Linked DNA regions of Homo sapiens: region 1 is linked to region 2. Evidence: read pairs that join two places in POLR2A ChIA-PET (ENCODE). Cell type or tissue: HepG2. All regions are shown on one strand.

Evidence for each region. Peaks named below come from ENCODE experiments on the same cell type or tissue, not always from the same donor. Only the 100,000 strongest peaks of a DNase experiment are listed, where the experiment ranks them.
Region 1: POLR2A ChIA-PET joins it to region 2 with 5 read pairs; 1 of 35 experiments calls an interaction of 5 or more read pairs at or near these places.

What each region holds. Positions count from the first base shown.
Region 1 is chr10:44,194,170-44,196,669 of GRCh38, reverse strand. No RefSeq gene overlaps it. Among named protein-coding and RNA genes, the nearest start is that of LINC02881, 97 kb to the left of the region's middle. RefSeq lists a cis regulatory region at 398 and enhancers at 314-483, 2,164-2,500. In HepG2, no CTCF peak of the experiment used is centred here; a DNase peak (open chromatin) is centred at 979; H3K4me3 peaks cover 425 bases.
Region 2 is chr10:44,924,425-44,926,924 of GRCh38, reverse strand. The region is part of intron 1 of TMEM72 (transmembrane protein 72); the gene reads right to left. The region is part of intron 1 of TMEM72-AS1 (TMEM72 antisense RNA 1); the gene reads left to right. Among named protein-coding and RNA genes, the nearest start is that of TMEM72, 14 kb to the right of the region's middle. In HepG2, a CTCF peak has its summit at 1,552 (motif pointing right); a DNase peak (open chromatin) is centred at 1,534; H3K27me3 peaks cover 205 bases.

The DNA of each region.
Region 1 (2,500 bases), 730 kb after region 2:
AAATATCAATTCAATCACTTCTCTGACAAGAGTCCTTGCTGGAGTTGCTGTTCCTGCCCTCGTGCTCTGATGAGGAAACCTGAGGGCGCAGAGGCTGAGGCCTTGCTGAAGGTTGCATGCCTGCTGGCTCCGGTGACAGCTCACGCTCTTGTGACCTGCAGGCCAGCTCTCCTCTCCTCCTCTCTGCCTTCAGCCCCGCTCACCTGCTCTCCCTGCACTCCCTCCAGGGACTCTTCTCATCCCCAGATCTCCACTAGTTCCTTTCTTTCATCACATTGATGTCTATCTTGTGCCAGGCCTTGTGTACAAGCTGGGACCCACCACAAGCTTTTCAGACTTGGCTGGCGCCCGGTGGGCTCCCAGTGCAGAGGGAAGCATGTGAGTAACCAGGTGTCACTGCCCCTGAGGTCTACTCAGCACCTCACAGCCCATGGATACCTTGCAGAATTAGTACAAGCTGTTCCTTTCTCCAAGCACATAGCAAATCCCATCACAATGTGTACCTGTGACAACCCCAAATGTGAACTGCATTCTGTGTGAAGCCTCCACAGCTGCAGGTGGAGACCTACAGAAGGGGCATATGGGTTGGGGGCCTGTCCAAGCCTGGGGAAGGGTCAGCCACGCTTCTCACTGGAGAGCACCTCTGCAAAGTGCCAGCTTAGCCGTTCCTTTGTGATAACAATAGTGGAGCGTTCTATGCCCTTGTCCACACCTGGGTGTTTACAGAGGAAAATCACTAAAGAGCATTTGTGACTATGACCACATAAATACTGTTCGTGACAGAATCCACACTCAGTCCTTGGGCCACTGTAAGGAGCATGACTCTAGAGCTGGACTTGAACTTGGACACCAGAGTTCTATCTGCTCCAAAACCATTAAGTTATTCTGCCTTCCAGTTTGCCAGGATGGGCTGGCAAGTTGTTTCAAAAGTAAACACAGCAGAGTCTTTTATTTTTTTAAGCAATGTTAGATGTTTCCTGTTCCAAAGTGCACACCGCAGCCCCTGGGCTCCATGCCTGATTTTCTCCAGGGCAGACATCTGGAGGATGACTCAGAGACCCACAAAAAGAGATGTCTGCAGGCTGGGCCCTGCAACCCTGGGCACCCCAGTGGGATACCCCAGAAGTGAGCAGTTATTATCTCTTGTGTTGACAGTGGCATGTGCTGGAGCCATCCCTAAAGACTAGAGGGAAGGAAGGAGAGGCCCCCGGCCCCTCCTGAGAGGCCACTTAACTTCCCCAGCCACTGTGGGTCAAATGGCTTTTCTTGTTATCTGGAGGCCTGGACACTCACACTAGTGCCCTTATCCTCTTCCCTCCACTCGCTCTCTTTGTTCTAAGCCTTTCAATGCTGGGTCCCCTGCTTTGTGGACCATATAGGGATCTGGGCATTTTCACCTCCCACCTCCTCTGGTTCGCTCCTCTATCTCTCTCTGCGAGAGAGGGAAAAGAAAGCAGAGTGAGGACTCAGGCACCACACAGATAAGCCTGTCTGACACGCCTGGCTCATTTTCTGACAGAACAGCAAAAGGATGGAATGGCTTCAGCTCTGGGTTCACCTTGCCTGACTCTTCTTCCAGAAAATTGAAAGCAGCAGAGGACCCACAAGATTACTGTCATGAGCCCCCAACAGTCCTATTACAGAGGGAAAGAGCAACTGAGGCCAGGTTGGAGAAAGGACCGCTTCCCAGTGTGGGCTGAACTTGTCCCACAAAATCCATGTGTTGAAATCTTGATCCCCATTTCACAGAATGAGACTGCATTTGGAGGGAAGACCTTTAAAGAGGTGATTAAGGTAAGATGGAGTTGTTGCGGGGGCCTAATCCCATATGACTGGAGTCCTTATAAGAAGAGGATATTAGGACACAGGCACACACAGACCACGTGAAGATACAGGGAGAAGGCAGCATCTGCAAGGCAAGGAGAGAGGCCTTAGGAGAAACCAACCTTGCAACACCTTGATCTTGGGCTTCCAGCCTCCAGCATGGTGAAAAAATACATTTCTGTTGCTTAAGCCACACAGCTGGTGGCTTCTTGTTATGGCAGCCCTAGCAGACTAATACACCCCTAAATTACACAAGAGGAGGTGGCAGTGGAGAAGTCCCTGGGGCTGACCCCAGCTTTCTGCTCTGTCCCACTGCCACTGTTTCATTGTCACTGGAAGCATTTCTCTTCTCTTTTAGGGAAGCATGCAGCACATGTATACACACATGCACACACACACACACGTGCATCCTGAAGGATAAGTATGTAGTTATTCAGGTGGAGAAAAAGAATAAGAAATTATGTAAAGGAAAGGAAACAGCTCCAGCAACATGTGGGGGAGCTGCAGCCCTGTGGGTGGGCTCAGGAGAAGCCCCCCAGCTCTAGGCAACCTTAGGAAAAGCTGGAGAGGGTCAGGAGACCAGGTGAGAGGCAGGCAGGGTGGGACCCAGGCACATCCAGGTTCCAAGGGAGGATCTGAGACTTCATCCTGCAAACAATAGGTTCCATAAGGGATT
Region 2 (2,500 bases):
TTCCATCGCCTGGTGTCTCAAGCTGAAGGGGGCCCTTCGTCCAATGCTGAAATGCCTCTTCTAGAGAGCAGGGAAGAGCCTTGCACTGAAGCTACCAGCACTCCATCCCTCGATTCTGGGGGTGGGGGGTGGGAGGGGCGATCATGGAGATATGGGGCCGGGGAAAGGGGACAGAGCACTTGGATCTAGGCAGGTGAGAAGAGGCGGTTATGTTTTCTGAGCAATGGATGGAGGGCTCTGGGGCTCCGCTGTGCTTCATGGGCGACTGCCCACATTAACGTGCCACCAGTCCCTTGGTTCACAGGAGGCGGACACCGAGTCTCCCACTCTCTCCAGGTTCCAGCTGCCCTGCTGGCTCACCTGGGGCGAGGACAGATGATGCTAGTGGGCCACATCCCCCTGCAGTGTCAGCCTAACTGAAGAGTCAAAACTTACAGAGCACTTCAGAGCTTCCACACCATGTTGCACACGTCCCGGCCCTTCCAGCAGGCCTGTGGCACAGGAGTCCCACTCTCTCCATTTTACAGAGGAGGACAGTGAGGCTCAGTGGCCTGTGTAGTTCACTCAAGGATACATGCTGGACAGTGAGGGCCTAGAGACCAGGTGGAGGCAGCCAGCTCTAGGTGGTGCGCGGTTTCCTGCTACCCACTGCTTTCCAGCCTGCGTGCGTGCATGTGTGGACACGTGTGTGTGTGTAGGCTTGTGAGTGCATGTATGTGTGAGTGTATGTGTGTGTGTACATGTGTGAGTGTGTGAGTGTATGTGTATATGTGAGTATATATGTGAGTGTGTGAGTGTATGTATGTGTGTATGTGGGTGTGTATGTAAGTTCATGTGTGAATGTATGTGTGAATGTGAGTGTGATTATATATGTGGATGTGTGTGAGTGTGTGTGTGTGAGTGTATGTGTGTGAATGTGCATGTGTGAATATGTGAGTGTGAGTATATATGTGCATATATGTGTGTGAGTGTGTGTGTAAGTGTGTGTGTATGTGTGTGAATGTGCACGTGTGAATATGTGAGTGTATGTGAGTATATGTGTGATGTGCAGGCAAATGGCCATTTATTTGGTTTTCGCCATGTCCTATTATCAGCACCCAGCATTCATTTGCTTGTTTAATCATTGCAGCAGTCCTATGAGAAGGTACTCTTGTTATCCCCACTTTACATAGAGGAAACTGAGGCACACAGAATGTAAGTAATGTAAGTCAAACCAACCAACCAACCACGGATGGAGGCCCAGGTCAGATCCTGAGTTTCAGTCTTTCATTTTCTAGTTCATAGCATAGTCACCCAATCTCTCTGAGTCTCAGTTTCCTCATTATCTCCTGCACACAGTGGTCATGAGGACCGTAGTGAGCTAACTGATACCAAGCGTGTCATGGGTGCTCAGTGAATCACTGGCTGGGGAAGAAGTGCTTCCTGCCCTGGGCCTGGGAAGGGGTGTTCGACTCCAGGCTGATGCCTGCATTGAGCACTCTGTAGGACAGGCATGGGCTCCACTTACGTGACACGTCATGTTGGCCAATTTGCAGGGGGCTTGTGGCAGACGACCAGCAGATGGCAGGAAAGGGTCTTGGGAACTCAGCTTCTTCCCTGACCTGCACCTGTTTGGCATGTGGAGAGCTATTTTGATGCCTTTTGTTTTGCACTCTTTAGACAAACAGAGGGTCAGCGGTCAGAGGGGCATTTGAGGAACACTGTAGAGAGAGTGCTGGTTTGCATAAAAAAAATGGCAACAGAGAAATGAGAGCCGGATGGAAATCCCAGTTCTGTGTGTTATTACATACAAGTGGCAAGTACTTAACTCATCCAAGCTGTGTTTTCTCATCTGTGGAAGGGGCAGAATAAGTTACAACTCACAGTCATTGCTTGGATTGGAGAAAATTGCTTGGATTGGAGTCTGAAATGCACGGCTTAGTGCCTGATAGATGTCAGGTGATCAATGCAAAGAGGTGACTCCTTCCCCCAACTTGGCCCTGGCAGCTTTGCCAGTGTCCAGTCAGCCACTTTGTACTAAGGGGCGTGAGGTCACTCCCACAAGCTCCCTCCAACCATAGCCAGCAGGATTCTGCCTGCCGAGACTGAGGAATGCCACCTGGCGGGAGGAGGAGAGTGTGGGGAGCCAGGAGTATGGCTCCTCAATTTACCCAAGGCGGAAGAGGATCAGTGGGGCGCTCATGGGAGGCTGTAAAGCCCTTTGATATCCAGGCCAACGGGTCACCGCTTTCTGCTCAGTCCTCCCACTTTTGGGGTTCGTGTTCCTGGATGCAGAGCATGCCAGGTTGAAACAACACGGACTCGCACCGAGTCCCTCCTCTGTCCCCTGCTCTGTTTGCCTCTGGTCTCAATGTTCAGGCAGCTCTGCTGGGAGCGGCAGGCCCACCCTCCTTGGGGGGCGGCTCCTGGCCGCTTCTCCGAGGCCCACCTGGTCTTCTGTGGTTACCGGTTGGGCCAGGCACTGGGCTCATGGCTGTGGTATGCTTAGTCCAGCAGGAGA